2 separate regions of the Mus musculus genome follow, and region 2 is linked to region 1. The links are chromatin contacts, found by Hi-C or POLR2A ChIA-PET in ENCODE. All regions are on one chromosome and are shown on one strand. Each heading gives the region's core, a stretch centred on a gene start or an enhancer-like site at or near the end of the contact. The rest is flanking DNA. Distances are from core to core; before and after follow the strand shown.

Evidence for each region. Hi-C counts contacts between places; a loop is a spot of excess contacts on that map. ChIA-PET counts read pairs that join two places held with the same protein, here RNA polymerase II (POLR2A).
Region 2: POLR2A ChIA-PET joins it to region 1 with 14 read pairs in Patski. The contact joins the promoter of Pex10 here to the promoter of Prxl2b in region 1. A Hi-C loop is called at or near these places in 10 of 37 maps with a recorded cell type or tissue (ES-E14, Patski, heart and 4 more). POLR2A ChIA-PET finds 5 or more read pairs at or near these places in 2 of 5 experiments (Patski and embryonic stem cell).

What each region holds. Positions count from the first base shown.
Region 1 is chr4:154,897,214-154,901,368 of GRCm38, reverse strand. Prxl2b (peroxiredoxin like 2B) reads left to right here and starts at 2,326. Exons shown (of 7, transcript NM_025582.3): 1 at 2,326-2,426; 2 at 2,689-2,893; 3 at 3,190-3,241; 4 at 3,800-3,863; 5 at 3,945-4,020. The coding sequence starts at 2,364. It overlaps Gm52690 (a long non-coding RNA gene), which reads right to left and starts at 3,949. Exons shown (of 2, transcript XR_003955190.1): 1 at 3,319-3,949; 2 at 184-2,938.
Region 2 is chr4:155,065,128-155,069,282 of GRCm38, reverse strand. It overlaps Pex10 (peroxisomal biogenesis factor 10), which reads right to left and starts at 2,253. Exons shown (of 6, transcript NM_001042407.1): 1 at 2,109-2,253; 2 at 1,380-1,460; 3 at 214-620. The coding sequence starts at 2,214.

The DNA.
Region 1 (4,155 bases), core at 1,077-3,576:
GAGGCTTGAGGTTGTTACTGTAGCACAACCCAAAGAAAGCTGACACAAGATGACATATTAAAACTTACAGACGATAAACCCAGCTGTCCTCTGAGGTTGGCACTTCTCTGCTTAAATGTTTAGTTCCACAGGTGTCTTAGTTTGGATTACAATGTTATGAAGAGACACCATGACCAAGGCAACTCTTTTGAAAGAAAACATTTAATTGGGGCTGGCTTACAGTTTCAGAGGCTTAGTCCATTATCACCATGGCGGGAAGCAAGGCAGCATTCTAGTAGACTGGGGCTGGAGAAGATGCTGAGAGTTGTATATCTTGATCAGCAGGCAGTGACGGTGACTGTTCCACACTGGGCAGAGCTTGAGCATAGGAGACCTCAAAGCCCATACCCACAGTTTCACACTTCTTCCAACAAGGGCCACACCTCCTAACAGTGCCACCGCCCATGGGCCAAGCATTCAAACCCATGGAGTCTATGACAGCTAAGCCTATTCCAACCACCACACATGTCATTGATATGAGATAGTCAAGATTATGCCAGTCCAATTTTACTGGTTTGGCATAAGAACCAATAAAAGCAGAAACTAAAATGATCACGCAAGAGAGGCACTGGAGGAAAACCACAACAACCCTACCCCAAAGCATAGGAAATCAACATCCCTGGAAGGATTCTGGAAATACAGGAAAGGAATGGCCACGAGTGTTTTCAGGTCCTTGAGCTGGGAAAGGAATGGCCACAAGTGTTTTCAGGTCCTTGGACTAGGTACCTCTAACCTATAAAACTTGGAACAAAGACTCTACAATCCTCTGCTCCTGATGACCTGTCTTACCTGGGGCTCCATGAAGACGAGGTGGGTTCTGTCACACTGTGTAGGCATATGTGAGTGAGCAGCCTCAGGGAAGGGCCTGCTGGCTCTTCCTGTTCAACATGCAGCACTTTCTGCAGACATCTTCCCATGCTCCTGGGACCCTCGCATTGTACCCCTCAACACTTAACAGGAAGCAGAGGAAGCCCCATCTCTGGATTTCTTCTGGTGGTGCTTCCAGGACCAGTTGCTCTACAGGACCAGCTCCTCCTGATTCTGCAACTTTATTTTCTTTCCTTTTTTAAAATGTACCTTTGCACACCTGTGTGCACTTGTGTGTGCCCGGGGAGTCCAGCGGTTGAGTGTTTTACTCAGTGCCTCTCAATCGTATTTCTTGAGACAAGGTCTATTGCTGATTCTCATGCCTTTGCTTCCCCCAGGACATGGGATTACAGGTCTCTGTCATTTTACCGAGTCACCTCCCCAGCCTACTCTTGCTTGCATAGGTTTGGGCCCAATGTGAGTGCCTGGTGCCTGAAGAGACCGTAAGGGAGCATCAGATGCCCTCAAGCTGGACTTGCAGAGGATTGTGAGTCGCTGTAGGGATGCTGGGAACCAAACCGTGGGCCCTCTGCAAGAGCAGCTAGTGCTCTTAACCACTGAGCCATCTCTCTAGCTTCTCCTTTTGACACAGTGATATGTATGGTTCCTAACTTCCTGCCTGGCTGTTCAGCCTCAGCTAGGTATCTTGTGGTGGCTCTCTTCCTTTCCTAGCCTCTACATCTGTCAGATGCTTGAACATGGCCCTAGAAAGCATCACAGGGCTTACTTAGTGAGGAAAGGACAGAACACGTGGATTCCTGAGCCTTCTACTCTTCCTAGGGACACACCACTGCGAGCTCCTGTTTATCTCCTTTGGATTGTTGTACATGAGAGCCCGTAGTTTAAAAACTGACATCCACACAGCAGGAAATGGTACTTTACGATGGAAGTTAATAGGATTTCGCGAAAATGCAAAGCAGGAACTTAGACTTGGAAAGGCTGGTCCTTTCACTACTGTAAGTGCCGGCTGCCCTACTGTTCCTCACACTAGTGATTTGTGAGTTCGATTCCCCGTTTCAACTTTTTGGCTCTAATTCTACCACCCTGCTGCACTACTAGGGACCACCTGATGCTAGTGGAGAGCTACGCAAACGCTAGAGAGCCACGCAAACGCATTCTGCGCAGGCGCACCGCTTGCAGACTGTCCATTGAGCTTTACCTGCTACGCCATTGGCTAATAAGCTTATACATATGAGAACAACCTAGGCTTAGGCAAAGAGATCTGCAGTGATTGTCTCTTTGGAGAGAGGGTGTGCCTGTATACTAATATCAGGGGCGGAGCCTGGGGCGAGACAAGCGCACAGTCATGTGACCTGAACCCCCTGGAGGTGGTGCCCACCAGGACTGGGGCGGGATTATGGGCGGGGCATAGGCTGGCTGAAGAGGCTGCGCAGGACAGAGTGAGCCTCCCCAGGCTGCGAGAAGGGACCGTGGAGCAGAAAGGGACGGAGGAGGCCATGAATGTGGTGGACCTTGGTCGCGTAGGAGCGTGTGTCTTGAAACATGCAGTGACTGGGGAGGTGAGATTTGGCTCGCGCAGGGCGGAGAACGCCTCCCCTAATACCTGGCCCAGAGCCTTGGCAACTCACATGGGTTGGAGTGGAGGTCCTGAGGGGTCCTATGAGTTCGCGTACTGGGCGTGGGTACAGCTCATGGTCCACAGAGGAACCATCAGGAGGACCAGTCAGCTGCGAATCTTGGAGCAGCACGCTGCGGGACATGTGAGGCTGCCGGGCATAGGGGGTTGGTGAGCCCATGTCCCCTGACCGATCCATTCTGTAGGCTGTGGAGCTGCGGAGCCTATGGCAGGAGAAAGCTTGTGTGGTGGCCGGTCTGCGACGCTTCGGCTGCATGGTGTGCCGCTGGATCGCCCAGGACCTCAGCAACCTCCGGAGCATCCTGGACCAACACGATGTGCGCCTGGTGGGCGTGGGGCCTGAGGCCCTGGGCCTGCAGGAGTTTCTGGATGGTGGTTACTTCTCAGGAGGTGCGACTCTTCCCGGACTCAGAGCCTGGGCTGACCTCTCCCTTTCTAGGCCCAACAAGAACATATTCATGTGTCAGCATATGCAGCTCTTCCCTGCCCTGCCTTCAGCCTGTGCCCTGGCTGGTGCCCAGACCTAGTGGCAAAGTCCCAGTGACTCTTGCCCTTCCCGTTTAAGCAGTGGTGACATTCAATCCTGCCTTGCTACTCATGGCTTGGGTGGGTGGAGCTGGATACAGTAAGTGGAGGGGACAGACTGTAGGAAGCCTGGGGCACATAGCTGTGGCTTTCCTTTCTAGAACTCTACCTTGATGAGAGCAAGCAAATCTATAAGGAGCTGGGCTTCAAGCGGTAAGTGTGACTGTTTGTGGGCATGAGTCTAACCAGGGACAACAGGAGGACAGAGTGGCCACCGCTCTCTTATGTACCTTCTTGCTACTGCCATCTGCTCTGCTCTCCAGTTTGTCTCATGGAAACTGACACTGGTGCTTCAGCCAGCCCTTCTTTGAGTCTTCTAATGGGTGTTGGTCCAAGGCAGGCCTGTCCTCAGAAGTCTGCTATTTCATAAACAGGAGGGACCTTGGAGCCCAGTGCCTTAGCCATGGCTCATTGCAGTCCTCTGTTGCCACAGACTGCCTGTCATGATAGGCAGTGCCGGCTAAGCGAGATCCCTGGGCACACCCAGCTTGGAGCTCATTCCCCACACTCCACACCACCTCTCCAGGGCCCCCAAGGCTAGCTGTATTCAACCTGGGGGCTCTCAGGGCTTGTGTAGAGCCTAGTTAGACTGGTTGCTGATCTGCCTGAGCCCTGGGTTAGATAAGTGGGTGGGGCAGGACACTGGGAACAGGTGTGGATACTTGTGTTCCACCAGAATCTGGACTAGGGACCCTATCTATGTCTTTGTAGGTACAACAGCTTAAGCATCCTACCAGCTGCCCTGGGAAAACCTGTTCGTGATGTAGCCTCCAAGGTTTGTGGTTTGAGAGCATTGGTGGGAATCCCTGCAGCATTCCCTCCGGGACTGACCTGAGTCCCGTTCCTGTCTTTGCAGGCTAAAGCTGTTGGTATCCAGGGGAACCTGTCTGGTGACCTGCTGCAAAGTGGAGGGCTGCTGGTGGTCAGCAAGGGTGGGTCAGGGCAAGATAGAGCCCCATCTTGCCCATCTTGGTGGCTCGTGTCATGTCTTCATGCTCCCTCTCTGGTCTTGGGTACCTGGGTGAGGGATTGGGCTGCTTGGCTTGGTCAGCGGATTTTACTCTCAC
Region 2 (4,155 bases), core at 1,004-3,503, 170 kb before region 1:
GCTGCCACCTTCAGTCTGTGGGAACTGGATTTCTTTTCCTTTTCCTGGGCTTTCTTGGAAAATAAAACTGAACTCCGCTCTTTCCCAAGTACAGAATTTCGATTGCAACTTGGAAGCAGAACACTTGGCTGCGATCATGTCAGCATGGGTCCCCAAGTATGCTGCTCAGAGGATCCCTGCCTGAATATCAGTCCCCTTGGCATGGCTACTTACATACGTGATCCCTGCTAGTCTCTTGGCCAGGTGGTAGAAGGTACCATGAATATAAAACCAAGCCACGTGGAGCCGATGGAGGCAGGCGAAGCCCTGTCTCAGGATGAAGACTGCCCGCTGGAGGGCCTTCCTCTGTTGTTCAGTCAGGGTGGCTGCGTGGTGACGCACCCAGCGCCGTGCCCCTGATCGGCTGCGTCCTCCAGGTAGCAGACTGCCCTGTGAAGCCCGGGGAGCATCGCCATCGGCTTGCAGCTCCTGCTCCAGGGGCAGCAGTGCCTTGTCTAGCAGGTAGGGCAAGACAGCATGCAGTGCAACCAGCGCTGCACGGCGGAGCCTGGAGGGCACACGCTGCTGGGATGGGTCCACTTGGATGATCCCAACGTACTCCTCCCCAAGGGTCTGGTAGCCTGAGGATTAATACACAGTGATGAGGGTCCAGGGACAAGTTTCCGGGCCAGCCTGTGTCGTCGTCCCCCCTCCAGCCTCACCAGTCACCCTGAGACCTAGCCAAGGCCAGCACAACTTCTTGTTAAACCCACTGTGGCCTTGCTGTGATTTCACCATGTCACAGAGACGGCCACTCTGGAATGGGCCTTGCATCTCCTGTTGGTTCCTACTCCCTTAAGTCTTTATTCTGTTTTCCAGTCCTTCCTCTGCTGAACTCATACCCCTGTCCAAGTGATGGGATCCGATCTTGTGGCTTTCTACCTTCTAGATGATGGCTGAGTCCTAAGTATCAGGCATACATACCACTGCTTACCTGACGCTGTCACATGGAGTCAGAATAAAAAGCCCCCAAGCCTACCCATGGCTTGCAGCTAGCTTCTAGTACTCCACCATGCAGACGATGAATCCTGACTTCCTGTTCCTGAGGCCAGCCCTGTGGAGTACCTTGTGATCTTTCCATGTGTCTCACCATGACCCTGCTCGTACCCTTCCCCCCACTCGATAGCCTCTTCCTTTTTATCTGCCTCGTACCCCATAAATGGAAAAGCCCATCCTGCTGAGAGAAAGTCTGGGGCAGTGAGTGCCCTCTGGCCAGTATCTTCCTTCCCGGAAACAGAGACTAATGCAGGTGATTTCCAGGAGCCTTCAAGCATCCCCTCCAGACCTGGGTGGGTTGTGGGCCCCTCAGTGCCCAGGACCTGCCGAGCACAGACAGCTACCTGCAATTGTGGTGAGGCCAAAGTAGGCTATGTCCGAGAGCAACTCGATCTCTTTCCTCCATTCCAGCCATTTCTTTGCACCTGAGAGAAGAAAAATATTAGCTCTAGAGAGGTGAAGTGGTTCTCTTAAGATGACTCCCAGCCGGGTAGTGGTGGCACACGCCTTTAATCCCAGCATTTGGGAGGCAGAGATTTCGAGTCCAGACTGACCAGAGTGAGTTCCAGGACAGCCAGGGCTACACAGAGAAACCCTGTCACTCCCGAAGGGCAGGTAAAGTCCAAGTCAAGTCACTCCTAAGACGACCCTCAACAACTCGTCTCTCCCTTCACCTCCTCTGCTGCCCTTGGTGACCGGAATGTCTCCGAGACGAAGACCGCCTCTTAAGAAGCCCCGACTGTAACTGTCTTGAGTCAGGTACTGTCCTAGAGACATGGAGCCCAGGAAAGTCTAGGTAGTGCTAACAACATAAGCCAGAGGCGACCTGTTTAGTATCAAACCTCGGCTCTCTGAAATCCCAAATCCCTGCCTGTGTGATCCACGTGTCTACCTATGAGAGTAATGACGTTAGGTCCACCCTGTAGGGGCGTCTGGAGAATAAATGGGCAAATGCTTGAGAAACACTAAAGCAGAGACCTGCAATGTGGTCAGCAGTGTGTACCTCTGTTTTGATCCCCGCTTTCCAAGCAAACTCTGGAGCTGCCGCCTGTCTGGGTGCCCGGAACGCTCACCCGCTAGGCTGTGCAGCGCTTCACCCGCCGCGCTCCGCAGGCCTCCCAGGTAGTACTCGTCCTTCTGCGCTGCCCGGATCACTTCAGGGGCACCCGCCCGCGCCATGGCCCGAATCGCAGAGCTCGCACCGCGCCTGCGCACCTCGTGGGCGGGGCCTGTGACGCTCGACGTGCGTCCGTCGTGGGGCTGAGGCTGCGAACACCACGCGGGCGAAGGCGGAGCCTAGGCGTGACATCTGTGGAGGCGGAGTAGTGGGCGTGTCCACGACATAGGGGTGGGGCTACCCGGGGAGGGGTGTGGTCTGTGCTTGGAGGGTGAAGCGGCACAGTGAAGTGGCGGGTAATGACAGGGAGGAGGTAGATACCTAGTGGGTAGGACCCCCGAGAAAGCTCAGCCTCGCAGATGTGTTTTTGGCCTGATTCAGGTTCAGTTTTCTGGCAGGAGGTACGTGTCTCTGGGCTGCAAAAGTGGATCTTTTGGGATAGCCACGTGATTCCAACGGACTGCTGAAGGCTCCAGTTGTTGGAGTTCCTCCCTGCCCATGCCCTGGTTTCTTCAGCTTGGGTTGGGCAATCCCAGATAGCACCTTTGACCACTGCTAGGAGGCAGTCACGGCTCATGCAGAGGCATGAACTTCTAGCCAAATCAAATGTGACAGTTTGAAATGTAGATTCTCTGAAGGCCCAAGGCCGCTTGTGCTGGAAGACTTTTCAAACTTGGAAGCTCATTTCTACCATAACCATGGGGTATGGCCTGTTCTAAGTGTCCCCGCCTGGACTGCTCCTTACACGCGACTGCTTTTTTGCATTCTCTTCTCTCAGCCATGGGGAACAAGACCAGAAACACTATTCAAGTATCTGTTGTTCTCAGGGATACGGCCTAAGTAAGCGTCTCTCTCCGTGGGCTTAAATCCTAGGCACAGCGGTGCCTTGATCCTCAAGTTCTTCCTTTGTGGGCTCTCAAGGATTCTTCCTATGGGACAAAACCCAAGATGGCCAGCAGGTGGAGCTATCAGCCCATCTTTTCTACTAGCTTGGGCTGCTAGAGCTTGTTAACCCAAACAGATCCTGCACAGATCAGGGAAACAAGAGGCTTTTCAGTGAGGAGAGAAAGTGGAAGGGCAAGATGAGTAGTGACATCATTGTAGATCAGTTCTCTGGATTCTCGGATGACCATGTGGCCTGGAGTCCCCCTTTGCTTCAGTGTTTCAGGGTTCCAGAACTCTGCGGTGGAGGTAGAGCGAGAGCTCTTGCTTACGGAAGGGGCATACGGCCCTTGCCACCTCCCACCCCTTGCCTTCTGAAGCACAAGGATCCTAAGACTGAGCCTTGTGACTTTCTCCTTGTAAACTCTTCCTCCTGCTTCAAGGATGGAGGACAGAAAGGCCAGGCTCCTGTTTCTCTGTGTAGCCCTGGATGTCCTGGAACTCACTTTGTAGACCAGGCTGGCCTCAAACTCAGAAATCTGCCTGTCTCTACCTCCCAAGTGCTGGGATTAAAGGTGTGAGCCACCACTGCCCAGCTCAACAACTAATTCTAAAGTCATACACGCTGTGGGTTTTGTTGTCCTGCCTGATGTCGTTTGCCAGCTCTGGCCACTCTGTTTTCTTTTTTTTTTTTTTTTTCTTAAAGATTTATTTATTTATACGTAAGTACACTGTAGCTGTCTTCAGACACTCCAGAAGAGGGAGTCAAATCTCGTTAAGGATGGTTGTGAGCCACCATGTGGTTGCTGGGATTTGAACTCCGGACCTTCGGAAGAGCAATCGGGTGCTCTTACCCATCTCACCAGCTCCTAAAAAACTCTTTATTTTTATGTTTGTGAGTACATTGTTGCTCTCCTCAGACACACCAGAAGAGGGCATCAGATCCCACTACAGATGTTTGTGAGCCACCATGTGGTTACTGGGATTTGAACTCAGGACCTCTGGAAGAGCGGTCAGTGCTCTTAACCACTGAGCCATCTCTCCAGCCCCACCACTCTGTTGTCTAACTCTATTAAGTTAAATTATATTTATTGTGTTTGTGTTGTACGCATGTGTATATA